Regions from separate parts of the Mus musculus genome. Here region 2 is linked to region 1. The links are chromatin loops, found by intact Hi-C in ENCODE. Cell type or tissue: heart. All regions are shown on one strand. Links, peaks and the distances in the headings refer to the core of each region. The heading gives the core; the rest is flanking DNA.

What was found. Hi-C counts contacts between places; a loop is a spot of excess contacts. Peaks named below come from ENCODE experiments on the same cell type or tissue, not always from the same donor. Only the 100,000 strongest peaks of a DNase experiment are listed, where the experiment ranks them.
Region 2: a loop joins it to region 1, with 5 times the contacts of the local background. A loop is called at or near these places in 5 of 42 quality-filtered maps.

What each region holds. Positions count from the first base shown.
Region 1 is chr9:107,363,047-107,370,978 of GRCm38, reverse strand. No RefSeq gene overlaps it. Among named protein-coding and RNA genes, the nearest start is that of 4930429P21Rik, 13 kb to the right of the region's middle. In heart, for the core only: a CTCF peak has its summit at 4,166 (motif pointing left); no DNase peak of the experiment used is centred there; H3K4me3 peaks cover 316 bases; H3K27ac peaks cover 2,677 bases; H3K27me3 peaks cover 373 bases.
Region 2 is chr9:107,672,961-107,680,892 of GRCm38, reverse strand. Gnat1 (guanine nucleotide binding protein, alpha transducing 1) reads left to right here and starts at 1,259. Exons shown (of 9, transcript NM_008140.3): 1 at 1,259-1,450; 2 at 3,220-3,262; 3 at 3,378-3,519; 4 at 3,607-3,764; 5 at 3,872-4,000; 6 at 4,221-4,350; 7 at 4,544-4,697; 8 at 4,815-5,006; 9 at 5,310-6,456. The coding sequence starts at 1,345. The coding sequence ends at 5,005. In heart, for the core only: CTCF peaks have their summits at 2,531 (motif pointing right), 3,295 (motif pointing left) and 4,722; DNase peaks (open chromatin) are centred at 2,562, 3,422, 4,462, 5,617 and 1 weaker place; H3K4me3 peaks cover 1,279 bases; H3K27ac peaks cover 349 bases; H3K27me3 peaks cover 3,828 bases.

The sequences.
Region 1 (7,932 bases), core at 1,370-6,369:
CATAAACCAATTTCCTGTTTTCCCAAAGCTGGTCATAAAACCTAGAGAGGCCACTCTGATCGATCCTCTTTTCCCTTAAAGACCCCTGTGTGACAGGTGTCTTGCCCCTTAATTGGAAGGGCCGGAGGCTGGGGGAGGCAGCAGGAGCACCTCTAGTTTATTACCACGAGGTCCCACCCCCTTCCCTTCCGTTTGTATTTCTCCACAGCTGTGCACAATGCATACACAAACAAACAAACAAATAGAAAAAAATTTTAAATTAGCATAGAAATTCTGTCTTTCCTAGTCTCTCCGAGCTCTTCCCAAGACTCATGTGGCATGTAATACTGGCTGAAGAAAGTCCTGCTTTGCTCTGGCTAATCCACCTTTTGTTAGAGGGATATGGGCTACAACCCTAGCGATAGGTAAAGAATCATAGGACATTTTCTCTCCTCGCTATTCTTTCTGGAACTGCGTGACAAGGCTGCTGCCAGAAGATTTCCTGAAGATTACGGTCTGTGCGGTGGGATACAACCGCTTCTAGGTCAGTCCAGCTCACGTTTGCAATGGGAAATCGTGCCCACCCCCCCACCCAGTGCTTGCCTCTCTTATCTCCATAAAAAAATAGCCCCAGGTCCTCTCTTTGTCGGGTGTCATTAGCTGCTCTTCCCTCACTTGGCCAGATTAGATTGGGGCTTGTTAAGGAAGTGGCCCAGGGGTCTTTGTCAGCTGGTGATGTTAAGACTGACCTTGGACTGGTGTGTGGTGGGGGAGTGTAGTGGCAGGGTCCCCTCAACTCTCCTCCATCCCTAAGGCGGGGCAGGGGGTGGGGGAATGAAGGAATGGGGGTGGAAAGAGGAGGGAATGAGGGGGGTGGGGAGTGAAAAAGAAGGAAAGAGGGAGGGAAGACAGGAAGGTGGGAGGGAGAGACTGGCAGGAGGGAGGGGGTAGAAGGGAAAGAGGAAGACGGTGAAGGGAGGAGGGAGAAAGGGAGGAGGGAGGACACAACTGACTGACCTGCAGGGGCTGGAGGGAGGGGGAGCCTGGGCCGCAGGGGAGTCAACCGTGGCTGCAGGAGACAGATAAGGTTGGGGAGAAAGACTCACAGTCACAGAGCAGCTGATGGGAGCGTGGGGATTAGGGGCTCCAAGGACTTGTCTTATGAGCGGAGACCTAGGAAGAGGAAGGCTGGAGGAAAGAAGAGAAAGCCCCTATTTAAGGGAACCCTTCTGCCCTTGGGAAGAATAAGAAAGCACCCCCCTTCCCCTCCCCAGCCACCCACCCCATCCTTGCAGCCCAGCAGACTAGAAGCAGGGACTATCTAAGCAAGCCCTAGTGGCTGGACCCAAGCAGGCTTCAGAGGAGTAGGAAGGTGTGGAAGAGTCTCCCGTGTGAAAGGATGTCTCCCAGCCAAACAAAAGCCGTGCTGGCAGGCCTGGCAACCCATTCCAGCCACTAGAACTGTCCCTGCCCTGTGGGGTTTAGCTACCTTGGCGTATTTGTGTCCTATCTGGCTATGTCCTGTAGGCCCCCAGTCACACTCCTCAGCAGCCTGCCTCAGCCTGATGCCTGTGGTTCTTGCCTGCCACAGGTGGGTAAAGTTGGGCCCCAACCAGCTGGGGGGTTGGCTGTGTGCCTGGTGAGGGAGAGCCCAGTGTTGCCCGATGGCGTTTGTACTGGCTGGTTTTGTGTGTCAATGTGACACAAGCCAGAGTCATCAGAAGGAAGGAGACTCAGTTGAAGAAATGCCTCCATGAGATTCAGCTGTAAGGCATTTTCTCAATTAGTGATCAATAGGGGAGGGCCCAAACCATTGTGAGTGGAGCCATTTCTGGGCTGGTAGTCTTGGGTTCTACCAGAAAGCAGGCTGAGCAAGCCAGTAAGCAGCACCCCTCCATGGACTCTGCATCAGCTCCCGCCTCCAGGTTCCTCCTCTGCTTGAGTTCCTGTCCTGACTTCCTTTGGCGATGAACAGCAATGTGGATGTGCAAGCTGAATAAACCCTTTCATCCCCAACTTGCTTTTTGGTCACGGTGTTTCATTACAGCAGTAGAAACCCTTAGTAAGACAGCATTCTTAGGACCAGATTTTGAACACTCACACCACCTCACTCTCCAAGACAGGAGGTGCTTCTATCCAAGTCTCCAAGACCATGGACGCTGGGCCTCAGGTGTGACAAGCCTAGCCTGAGGCCCCAGAGCCTGCCTTGTTCAAAGGGGTGTTCCTAAGAAACCTAGTCCTTCCTGACCACACAGTTAACACACTGTGTGGATGGGGTAGGACGCTGGCCTCACTCCTTAATTCTTCCTGGCACCAGCATGGAGGACAGGCTGTGCTAAGATGTTAGAAGCTGGGGCTCCTGAGGCTTAGTGGGTGAGACCTCTTCTCTAGGTTTCTAGAAACTGAGCAAGGAGCCTGCCTGCTGCAGTGACTTCCCTGGGGGAGTCCAGCCAATGAGAGTCAGAAAGGGCTGCCCGCATCAGGAGATAGGACCTGTTGGCTGAGTGTCTGGCTCCTGAGAACAGCTGATGGAGATAAATGGCCCTTGTCCCAGGTAGGGGTCAGGGCTGGGTAAGACAGCATTGGGCCTGATGGATTACTCAGGGCTGGGCCAGGAAGAAAGGGATGCCTCCCAGAGCAGATCTGCCTGGGTAGCAGGGACCCACTGCCTGCAGCTTTAGAGTGAGAGCTAAGCTTTTGCACAAACACCTGGTCGCAGGCCCTGTTTGTTCATGTAACCCCACATCTGCTCTCATGCCTGCCTCTCCTGGCCTGCCTGCTATATATAACCTTTCTCCAATCATCCATGTCCCCTTGCCCCGTCACCTTCATGTGCCTCCCATCACATTGGCCTCCTGACTGTTTCTCTAAGAAGCCTCTGGACCTTTGCTTGTGCCATCTCCAACCTAGTCTAGAACCTGTCCTTGCAACGTCCCCTTGGGGTTAGATTTGACCATCCGGCTGGTACTGGAGATGGCCTCCCTTCCCACCCATTCCCACCTTAATCGTCCCATTTGGAAACATTCATACAGGCCTTGCTTATGACCTGTCTCAGCCAGGAACTGGGGATCCCCTAAGAGAAGCCCCCCCTAAGATGTGAAATCCTAATTGTTTTCCCTGACAAGGTCCCCAGAGCATTGAAGACAGGGCAGAGCAAGCTCAATCCGTGGATCAGCAATGTGAGAATTGTTGCCCATCTCTGAGAGACTCTACAGAGGCATATGGCTTTGAGATCCAGGCTCTAGAAAGGGCTGTCTATATGATCAGGACCATAAGAATACTGAACATCCAGAAAGTAGATTCTTAAAGCCCTGCCTGGGCTAGAGCCCGTGGCCAGAGCCCAGAAGGGATGTTGACATAGAGTCAGGGCATCTCTGCCTCCAACATGATAGTGACAAATGAGAGGTGTCTGGATCTTTAATAAATGACAGGGAGGCTGGAGTAGCCCGACGGATGCAGGGCTTTGTGAGGTGGCCAAAGTGAGGGGCACGAGGGGGTGGGGGTGGGTAGGAGGAGGGGACACGGGGACAGGACACATGACAAGATGCTGGGAGGATCCATAAACCCTTCACAACACTGTCCATGATGGAGAACGGGGGATGGTCGCCCTGGCAGCAAACAGTGATGTAAGTCTAGGGCCCAGCTCAGCCTCAGCCATGGAGGGGCAACATCAGAGTCCCCAGTGTCACCCTGGTGTTGGCAGGGGGCAGTAGAGAAACCTCACCACACTCAGGTTCCTCTCCCATTCTGTACTACCCCCTTCTCTCTCCTTCCGTCCTTCTAACCTCCTTGAGCTCCAGGTTCACTTCCTTTCTGGTTCTTTCTGGTTCACTGAGGGTATCAGCAGGCTTCATAGATATGGGTATCTTATGTAGCCAAGCCACTGAGACCCACCCCAGAACGTCACCGCATTTCCTCCAGCCCGGCTTATTCTTTGATTCTTTGCTTTAGAGTGTAGACCTCATCTTTCTTCAACTCTTTTTGGTCCAGATACATCAGAGACAACACACACACACACACACACACACACACACACACACACACACACACACACTCACACACACACTCACACACGCACACACATCCCAACCCCAATCTCTTTGGAGGTCAAGTCCACAGAGCCAAAGGGATCAAGCAAGACAGCCTTTCACTGCTGCCACCTGCTGGTTCATGGAGGTAATACATATTAAACCACCACCACCACCACCGCCAACAATAATTCTGTTCCAATTTCAGGAATAGAGGTGGGTGAAAGAAATTGCATAGGCCTGAGGTAGAGACATGGCCTTGTGGGGGATAGTATTACAATGACTTTTCTAGGCCAGTATCCTGCGCCTTTAATTTCCTTGATCTGGGTGTCACCAGAACCTTGCAGAAAGGTATAAAAAGTGACTTGACCAGGATTGGAGATGGCCTGTCCTTCCTGTACTCTACTGAGCTCCAGTGACTCTGAGGGCCACACCCTGCACATCCTAGTGATAGAGAAAAAAGGCAAGAATGGGACCAAGAAGAGAAGAGGCCTGAAGAGCCACTGGGAGGAGGGTGCAGCCACTGGGAGGAGGGTGCAGCCCGGCCAGGCTCTTCATCTTACCATCCCTTCTTCCTCACAAGTCTCTCATTCCATCCCTCCCCTCTGAAGGGTCTGGAGTGAGCGTCACAGACCCTGGTCAGTACCTGGCTGTTACCCTCCTATATCATTACAGTATTGTGCATAGTTGGTTTTTTTTTTTTGTTTTTTTTGTTTTTTTTTTGTTGTTTTTTTTTTTATTGCTGTGACCAAAGACCCAACAAGAATAACTTAGAGTGCTTTTGGCTCATGGGTTTAAAAAGGATATGGTCCATCAGATGGGCAGGAGAATGGCGTGGCCGGTCACATTATATTTGCAGCCAGGAGGCAGATGAATGTTGTCTTCTGACTGCTTTCTCCTCTATATTTGCTTCAGGTCCCCAGCCCATGGAATGGCATCTCCTACGTTGGGGGTGAGCCCTCTTATCTCTGACGAGACACTGTCTGGAGCATCATGGATACCCCAGAGGCTCACCTCCCAGGGATTTCTACATCTCCTCAAGCTAACAATGAAGATGGATTATCCTGAGCCAGGAGACCGCTCAGTACGCAAAACACCCACCACACAAGCTCAAGGATCCGAGTTCAGATTCCCAGCACCCACATACAAAGCCTGGCACAGCGGCAGGGGTTTGTAACTCCCTGCAGAGAACGTGGGGATAGATGGATCCCTGAAGCTCATTGGTCAGCCGGCCACACTGAACCGATGAGCTCAAGGTGTAGTGAGAGAGCCTGTCTCAAAACAGAAGGTGGCTTGGCTTAGTCACTGTTGTGTTGCTATGAAGAGACATCATGATCACAGAAACTCTAATAAAAGGAAAGCACTTTAATTAAACGGGGATGGCTTACGGTTTCAGAAGTTTAGTCTATTATCCTCATGGTGGGGAGCATGGCAGCATGCAGGCAGACATGGTAGGTCAGAGTTCTACATCCAGACCCAATGGCAACAGGAAGAGAGAGAAAGTGCCCGGTCTGGGCCCATAAAATCCCCAAAGTTCACCCCCAATAACACATTTCCTCCAACAAGACCACACCTCCTAATCCATTCCCTAATGCTCAAACATTTAAGTTTATGAGCCAAACGGGGGCCTTTCCTATTCAAACCATCACAGCCCTTTTTATTCCTGTGTCTCCAGGCTTAGTCCTGCTGCAGCCTGTCCTGGAGCCCCTCCCTCCATCCTGAGGGATCTACTCAGGATAGGGGTAAGAAAGATCGCAAGAGCCAGAAGTAGCTGGCAACTTCAAGGAAACTTCAAAAAACAACAGGGCTGATGCACATATCAATTCACAAAGACAGAGGCAAGATGCAGCAGGCAGTCCTGCTCAGGTCCCAGCTAGCTGTGCCCAGCACTGAGAGAGAGCAGTGGGCCCCGGGTCCCATGCCTACCCAGAGAAGCTCTCTGCAACTGATACCCACTGGCAAAGATAAAATCAGTTTTCTCCAATGAGTGTCACCTGGTATACCAACCACGCCCAAGGGCAGACCCAGGGCCAGAAGTCATTGACCAACACTAAACCAACTCAGTGGCATTTCTGTGGACTGTTTGTTTTGTTTTGTTTTGCTTTGACATTTTTTTTTTGTCTTTTTGGTCTTTTGCATCTTTGTTTTGATTTTGATTTTTGTGAGGTTTTTTTTTAATGTTTCTTGTTCTTTTGGGTTGTTTGTTTATTTTAGAGAGAGAAGAAACATAAAGTTAGTCAAAGGGAAATGGAGAGGATCTGGGGAGAGTTAGAGGAAGGGAAAACATGATCAAAATTTATTGTCTAAATTTTTTTTTAATAAAAAAAAGCCGGGCAGTGGTGGTGCATGCCTTTAATCCCAGCACTTGAGAGGCAGAGGCAGGTGGATTTCTGAGTTCGAGGCCAGCCTGGTCTACAGAGTGAGTTCCAGGACAGCCAGGGCTACACAGAGAAACCCTGTCTCGAAAAAAAACCCCAAACATTTTAGGGGTCTGGAGAGATGGCTTAGGGGAGTGCGGCTGGGTCTTCGAGGGTGTGTCTTTACATGAACTATTTATTCATCCCCTTCTCCCATATTTCGGTTAAGAGCACTGACTGCTCTTCCAGAGGTCCTGAGTTCAATCCCCAGCAACCACATGGTGGCTCACATCCATCTGTAATGGGATCTGACGCCCTCTTCTGGTGTGTCTGAAGTCAGTATACAGTGTACTCATATACATAAAATAAATAAATCTTTATATATATATATATATATATAAAGTAGAAAATAATCTTGGAAGACACTAGTGACCAATCCATAAGCACACATGCACACATACACACACAGGCACATGCAGACGCACATACACACACATGGGCACATGCACTTGTATGTGTACAGGAACATACACCTAAATGAACATATATAACATATATAACATATATAACATATTGCTCCAGCCCAGCTTCTTCCTGGATTCTTTGCCTTGGGATACAGATTCCAGACCCTGCCTTTACCACCCCCAAACCATTCTAGAACCCTCCTATGCAAGACCACCTGGTGGTCTACACAGAGAATTAGGCTACAGAGATGGTGTTTCTAAAACAAACACAAAGAAAAAAAGGAAGAGAAATATGGGAGAAGGAGATGAATAAATAGTTCATGTAAAGACACACCCTCGAAGACCCAGCCGTACTCCCCTAAGAGGGGCAGGGGTAGTGTCCCTGCTGGCCATGGTGGGGGGAGCAGAAATTAAAGCTATTTCTTGGGAGGAAATTGTTCAACTTCCCTGAAAGCAATTTCACAATGTCTGTCAAAATTTAAAATGCACAACCCCCTTGACCCACCACTACCCACTTCTAGGAAATAGCCTACAGATGAACTCACACACGTGTGAAATTATGCCCAAGGGTGTTCACTAGGTAGTGTTTGGAAGAGAAATTGGAAACAGCTAGCCCGGGGAGCGTGGCTGGGTAAATGGGAAGCAGTGTCTGTCTTCATGTGTATTTTGCGGCTTCTAAAATGGATGAAGGCTGGTGATTGCATGCCGTGACAGAAACACAAGGTGTCCTGAATGTCTAGGACATTAACCTGGTTTTTGTTTGTTTTGTTTGTTTTTAAGAATCCAGTGAGGCCTGGGATCTCAGATGGTCCCCTGGGAAAGCATGCTTGCTGTGCAAAAATGAGGTTCTGAGTTCTCATCCCCAGCCCTCATGGAAAAAGTTGGGCTGTTTCTCCACACACATCTGTGACCTCCCCTGGAAGGCCACCAGGGCCACCAACCCAGCTGAAAAATGCTCAACTCCACGTTCAGGGGGAGACCCCATCTCAAGGGAACAAGGTAGACATGTTCAGCATCTTCCTATGAATTGCAACTGCACATGAACATGTATACACGTGCATACAAGATGTGCACACACATAAATAAATAAGAAAGAAACAACAG
Region 2 (7,932 bases), core at 1,616-6,615, 310 kb before region 1:
CATATGTCACCAACTGCTACACCTGAGCAGGTCTCCAAACCCTGGAATAGAGGCTGTCAGGTTAGAGTGGTACCCTATGCAGGTCCCACATTATGAGTAGACCAAGCAAAAGCAGAGCAAGTGAGACCCCACTCACTCTTCTGTACTCTGGGGAGCGCCAAGATCTTCACATCTGACAATAGGCTTGCCAAAGATACACTGAATGTAGCCACCTCTATGGTGATCTTTGTTGCATCTAAATGCACATGTACGCTTAGACAGTGTGCATGGGCTGGCACAGGCAAGCATGTATGCACACACAGGCACACAGGTGTGCATCTAAATGCTTAGGCAAGGGCACTGTGAATTCACACAAAGCCCTGCAAAATGAGCACACACACACACCCGTGCCTAGACGGAGAACAGGTAGAGCATGCTGGACTGAAGTACATGCCCAGCATGCGGGCATCCTAGACTTGATCCCCAGTATACACACACAGAGCACCACTGCACATCCACAGGCTGCACTCATCATCATTTAAACAGGTATGTAAGAGCACATGTACTTAACTACTAGCAGGTACACATACATGCAGGTATACAGGACTGGGTGTGTGCACTTAACTTCGCTCGATTCTAGTAAGGAACAGAAAGACACACATGGGCTGTGTATAGCAGACTCACCCATCTACCAGCAGAGGACATGTAGACACCATGTACAGGGTCACATTTAACCCTGAGTGGTAGGCAAATAGTCACCTATTCCCTCAGGGCTCCCAGGAGGCACAGTACCCTCTGGTCCAGAGACACCCCACTCTTCTAAGCCACTGCTAATTATGTGAGCCTCTTCTAATCGGTAAAATGGGGCTGAGATTCGGGCACCACCTTCCTCCAAGTTCATGTAAGCTTACAAGATAAGGAGAGGTGACCACAGCTGGGAAAACATTAGGCCCTCTGTGCCTACACCTCCTTCAGCACTCTCCTGCCAGCTCCCAGTCCCCCCACTCCCGGGACTAAAGGGTCTGTTCCCTCAATTCTGCCAAATAAATGTATATAGGACAGGAGTGGAAGAGGACTCTCTAGGATCTCATCTGGAGACCTGGAGGGGGGCAGAGGGGTGCCAAGTCAGCAGTTGAAGGATTGGGGCCTTGCCAGCCAGATTAAAATGCTAGGAGACTGAGCTTCACCTGTCCTTGTCTCTGATTGGCCCTCGGGCATCCCTAGCTCCCAAATCCCACCGAGCTACCCCACCAGGACCTGTGCAGGTCTGTGGAGAGCCAGTTGATTGTTGGCTTTGGGGCCAGAAGGTCGTCTGAGGAGGCCGGGGAGGCTGCCTACCCTGTCCCTTTGCCTGCTGCTGGGACCATGGGGGCTGGGGCCAGCGCTGAGGAGAAGCACTCCAGAGAGCTGGAGAAGAAGCTGAAAGAGGATGCTGAGAAGGATGCCCGCACTGTGAAACTGCTGCTTCTGGGTAGGGGTGTGGGCCAGCGATGGGGAGGGGACAGCTGCCGGGCAGTCAGGCTAGGCAAACAGCCTCTCCTTGAAGCAGGGATTCCTTAGACGGAGGAAGAATGACAGTGTGGTGGGAGCCATTCCCAGGCAAGGCCAGGTGATGATGTCATAGTCCCCAAGGCAAGGATCCCAAGATAATTTCTTGGGACCCTTTTTTTTAAAAAAAAGATTTATTTTATGTAGGTGAGTACACTGTCGCTCTCTTAGACACACCATAAGAGGGCATCGGATCCCATTAAAGATGGTTGTGAGCCATCATGTGGTTGCTGGGAATTGAACTCAGGACCTCTGGTAAAGCAGTCAGTGCTCTTAACCACTGAGCCATCTCTCCAGCCCCTGGGGACACTCTTCTCTGCAGAAGGGTATACCAAACACCATTGTATGAATGTGTGTGTTCAGGCACATTTTGCCCTCAGACTATAGCTGTGGGTTTTCCAGGCCTGCTCAGCAAGGTATTCTTGGCTTTTCTTTCTCTCTTGAGAATAAGGTCTGAGAATAACTCTAGGATCACCCAGGTCCACAAAGGCACTGGGTGCCAGAACTTGGTCATCAGTAGACCTGTGAGACAGCTTTTAAAAGTGGAAAGATGCCAGGCAGTGGTGGCGCAGGCCTTCAATCCCAGCACTGGGAGGCAAGAACAAGTGACTCTCTGAGTCTGAGGCTAGCCTGGTCTACAGAGTGAGTTCCAGAATAGCCAGGCTTACACAAAAGGAAAAAAGGAAGTGGAAAGATATTGAGGCCTACATGGGATAAATAAAGCCAACCTCATGATCCCGTGGGTATTGAGGGGACATGCGGGTACCATTGCTTAACCCCAAAGGGAAAGTTGCTGCTTTAGAAGGGCAGCCAGAGGTACTAAGCCAGAGCCCCAAGAGAAAGGCCAAAGCTAAGCCGGAAATCCCATTAATTGTATCCAACACCCTTAAGGAGTGCAGGCTCAGAAAGGATATCGGCTCTGTCCTCTCCCCCATCTAAGGATGCTAATTCCCTCTGAGTCTCTCAGAGACATCTCCCTAGTTTCAGGTGAAAAGCAGAGGCTGGTCCATTCGGATAGTCCTATGCATGTGGTACTGAAAATCTCCACAAGGTGGCACTAGAGGGTCTTATTTTGATCTCGCAGCATACTAAAGACTTTCTTTTTTTTTTTTTTTTTTAAAGATTTATTTATTATTATATGTAACTACACTGTAGCTGTCTTCAGACACACCAGAAGAGGGAGTCAGATCTTGTTACAGATGGTTGTGAGCCACCATGTGGTTGCTGGGATTTTGAACTCTGGACCTTCGGAAGAGCAGTCGGGTGCTCTTACCCACTGAGCCATCTCACCAGCCCGACTTTCTTTACACAACAGAGTTTTGGGACGCCTCCTCCTTCCCACTGGACACAGTTGAGGTCCCTTAACTGATGTAGGTCCCTTTTGTCACTTACAGCCATTTTTCTTCAGGTTTTTTTTTTTTTTCTTCGAGACAGGGTTTCTCTGTTATAGCCCTGGCTGTCCTGGAACTCACTCTGTAAACCTCGAACTCAGAAATTCGCCTGCCTCTGCCTTCCAAGTGCTGGGATTAAAGGCGTGCGCCACCACGCCCGGCTTTCTTCAGGGGTCTTAAAGACTTTACTTTGAATAGAGATGAGGGCAATGATGATACTTTGACTATCTAGAGGTCTAGTTGGCACCCCAGGGCTCTGATCCAAAAGAAGTGCGGCTCTGAAGCACAGCTTTCCTTTCAGGTGCCGGTGAATCCGGGAAGAGCACTATTGTCAAACAGATGAAGTGAGTGTTCCCTGCCCATCCTAAGGCCCCCTAGTGGTGGGTGGGTGCATGCACATCAGAACCTGTCCTTCCCTACTTGCCCAGGTGGCTCTAACTTTGCTGGTCTTGGCTACAGGATTATCCACCAGGACGGGTATTCGCTGGAGGAATGCCTCGAGTTCATTGCCATCATCTACGGCAACACTCTGCAGTCCATCCTGGCCATCGTTCGGGCTATGACCACGCTCAACATTCAGTATGGAGATTCAGCCCGGCAGGTGAGGCAGGAGGCAGGCTGATGATGGTTAGGCTCATGGCACCTAGCTAGGCTCAGATTCACAACCACTACCCTGCCCCACCACTAGGATGATGCCCGGAAGCTCATGCACATGGCAGATACTATTGAGGAAGGCACAATGCCCAAGGAGATGTCAGACATCATTCAGCGCTTGTGGAAGGACTCGGGTATCCAAGCTTGCTTTGACCGAGCCTCAGAATACCAGCTCAATGACTCCGCCGGCTAGTGAGTACACATGTAGATGCAGGAGGGCAGGGGAGGTGAGTAGGCAGGACCCCGCGGGTGTGATCGCCCACGCCACTCACCCACTCGGACCGGGTGGTCTTCTTCAGCTATCTCTCAGACCTAGAGCGTCTGGTGACTCCAGGATATGTGCCCACTGAGCAGGACGTGTTGCGTTCTCGTGTCAAAACCACTGGTATTATCGAGACTCAATTCTCCTTCAAGGACCTCAACTTCAGGTAAGGCCCCTGCGCTAGGAGCACAGCTGGACTCACTGGGACGTCAGTGTCTTGAGTGAAGGTCCTTGCCAGGAGAAAGGCTGGTCATTTCAGATGCCAAGCGAGATGAGGGCTCTCCAGCTAGCTTAGGAGGACGGGGGTGGGGTTGGGGGGCAGTGGGCATATCCAGGTGACCGACCAGACACACCGATCTAAATCCGGACCCGGCTCTACCCGACAGAATGTTCGATGTGGGCGGGCAGCGTTCCGAGCGCAAAAAGTGGATCCACTGCTTTGAGGGTGTGACGTGCATCATTTTCATCGCTGCGCTGAGCGCTTACGACATGGTGCTGGTGGAGGACGACGAAGTGGTGAGTGCCAAGTGGGACCTGAGTGTTTGAGAAGGGAGGTGGAGCCCTGGGGAGGGGGGCGGACGAGGGCGGGGTGGGAGCCAGTGAGACTCACGGAACAGAAGCTGTCTGGGAGCCGTTGGTGTCGGGAGGGCAGAGACCCAGGGGCAGCTGCTTGCGTAGCCTGATGCCCAACAGCCGCTCCCCTCCCCAGAACCGAATGCACGAGAGCCTGCACCTGTTCAACAGCATCTGCAATCATCGCTACTTCGCCACAACGTCTATCGTGCTCTTCCTCAACAAGAAGGACGTTTTCTCCGAGAAGATAAAAAAGGCACACCTCAGCATCTGCTTCCCCGACTACGATGGTGAGATCCCTAGGCCCGGCCGCCAGGCGGTGCCCCAGTCCCACGATTCCCGCCGCGCGCGCCTTCCCGCGGGAGAAGGTCTTCCCGCGCAGAGCGAATGCTGCTCTTCTGCCGCAGGACCTAACACTTACGAGGATGCCGGCAACTACATCAAAGTGCAGTTCCTGGAGCTTAACATGCGACGTGATGTGAAGGAGATCTATTCCCACATGACGTGCGCTACCGACACACAGAACGTCAAGTTTGTCTTTGACGCTGTCACCGACATTATCATCAAGGAGAACCTCAAAGACTGCGGGCTCTTCTGAGGTGGAGTCCTAGCTAGCCAGACTTTCCGCCATCCTTCGCCTTAATCTCAGGGCGCTAATCCTGCCCCTAGTTCCTCATTAGGTTCACTGCTTCAGACTGACTGCCGCACTCCTAAGCCCCGCCCCACTGCTCTCAGGTTCCACCCATTACCAGAAGCCCCTCCCCCTATTCATTAGCTCAACATCTTTTCATCCCTTCCCAACCTCCAGATGCACTGATTCCAGGGCTGCCCCCATCCCCGCCCCATCCCATTTATTTTGCTGTTCAAGGAGCCTGAGATTCCATTTCTTCTTCTCTTCACAGGTACCTGAATTCAGGTGTGTCTCTTGCCCTGAGATTCTGTAGCCCTGCAGCCCTGTAGCCCTGTAGTCCCCTCAAATACCGTCCTTTCCACAAGCTGCTGCTCTTGTAGCCACACACCCAAAGGCATGAGGCTTGCAGTGCAGACCCTCCCCCAAGTACCCAACTCGACCCTGCTTTTCACCGCCTGGCTGCACTGGCCTCTTGGACCTACAGCAGCCAGCCTGAGCTAGGACACCTCAGGACTTGGGACAGCTGGAACTCACAGTGACTCAGCAGTGCCCTAGTGACCCGTCTGTCTCCAGCCTCTTCTGCTACCCCCAGCAGCAGCAGCAGCTCACCAGCAGATCCCCATTCCACAAACAGCCCTCCCTCACCAGTTTCCACGAAGGACTTGAGGTATCCCTCCCTCAAGCAGTAGGCCGGTCCAGCCTGCTACCTGCATATGACAAGTCCAACACGTGTCCACCCAGTGGTTAGTGACTGTCCCTCCCAGTAGCCTGAGGACTCCAAAGTCCAAGCTCTGGTTTTTGAAGCCTCGTATAGAGAAGTGAGTGACTTTGACGTGGGTGCCAGGGAAAGAAAGACACAAGCCAAACCCATTCCCGAACATCAGACTCAGGGTTTCTCCAGTCCCTTCTCCCTCTGGGTCTTGCCCCTCTGTCCTTGGACACTTCCACACCACACCTCATCCACCCACACACAATACTCAGGGCTGGCTGGTCAAGGTATGCTGTATTGAAGGAGGGTATTATTGACATAGCTATGACCAATAATGAAGCCATGCTGAGGGGTGGCTCAGAGCAGAGTCCAACCCCTATTGATCAACCATGGGCAAAGAATATCCCATGTGAGGTTACAGGCAATTCCATGTGACCATGTTGTCCCTCCTGATTCAGGGCCCATTCCTTAGGAGGGAGAACTGAAAACCAGGCCTAAACCATTAGAGACAATGTCCCCCAACCCCCAGCCACTTCTACAACCTTTGCTTAAGCCTGTGGACCAGAGCCAGTGCTGCTGGAAGAGGCAAGATGCTTCTGGACAGCAAGACTAGGGCACAACCTCTCCCTCCCTTAGCTAGCTGCAGACTCAGCAATAAACCTTTGCACCAGATCTGCTGTCCTTCCTTGGGTCGGCGGGGGAAACTCAACCATTCTGTGTCCTGTACATTTATTAAGGTCCTAATACTAGACATCAGTGATGTAGGGTTCCCAGTACTAGACATCAGTCATGTAGGAAGATTACCTTCTTCCAAGGTAAAGGATCCAGCCTGTCATGGGCTGTGGGATCTCAGAGGGGATTAGTGGATCCAACTCATGGCGTCAGACAGAGGCTGAAGGATATGGAAAACATTACTGGGACAGGTTATGATCAAGAAGGAGTTTTTGCTTACTTGTTTTATGAAACAGGGTCTTACTGGGTAGCCTAGGCTGGCTTTGAACTCACCATCTTCCTGCCTCTGAGTGCTGGGATTATAGGCATGCCTCTTGGATGGCACCTAGTGCCAGGGCATGTGAGACAGATGTTCATCTGACAGATCATAGAATGCATAAGAGCTGGCTGAGCACTTGGAACTGTGGGCACAGGAGCTCAGCGAAGCAGAGAAACAAAAGATGGTGGAAGACAGCGGACAGGGCCAAATGCCAGGAGAGGACTTACAAGAAGCTCTCAAAGCTCGGACGTGAGTGTAGCTAGGATTAGGGTGAGGCAAAGGAGACTCATCACCTCCAGAACAGCAGTGGCAGCCAGGGGCTGGTGCACTAGCTCATGATCTGAATCCCAGCACTCAGAGAGCAGAGGCAGGTGGACCTGTGTGAGCTTGAGACTCTCTGTCTAAGTAGCAAGTTCCAGGCCAGTCAGGGCTACATAGTGACACACACACATACACACACACACACACACACACACACACACACACACAAAGAGATGCTCAGCAGTTTTTTTTTTATTACGTATTTTCCTCAATTACATTTCCAATGCTATCCCAAAAGTCCCCCACACCCTCCCCCCCCCACTCCCCTACCCACCCATCCCCATTTTTTGGCCCTGGCGTTCCCCTGTACTGGGGCATATAAAGTTTGCCTGTCCAATGGGCCTCTCTTTCCAGTGATGGCCTACTAAGCCATCTTTTGATACATATGCAGCTAGAGTCAAGAACTCCGGGGTAGTGGTTAGTTCATAATGTTGCACCTACAGGGTTGCAGATCTCTTTAGCTCCTTGGATACTTTCTCTAGCTCCTCCATTGGGGACCCTGTGATCCATCCAATAGTTGACTGTGAGCATCCACTTCTGTGTTTGCTAGGCCCCGACCTAGTCTCACAAGAGACAGCTATATCACAGTCCTTGCAACAAACGCTTGCTAGTGTATGCAATGGTGGATGCTCAGCAGTTAATAACACATAATGCTTTTACAGAGGACCTGAGCTCAGTTCCCACAGCAGGCTGTTCACAACCACCTGTTGCTCTAGGTCCAGAGGATCTGATGCCTTCTTTTAGCTTTAGAAGGCACCTGGACTCACATCCACATATCCCCACATGCATAGACCCACGTAAAGATAAATAATTAGCAAAATAAGCGGTTGTTGTTGTTTTAATTTGGGTACTGGAGAGAGATGGCTCAGCACT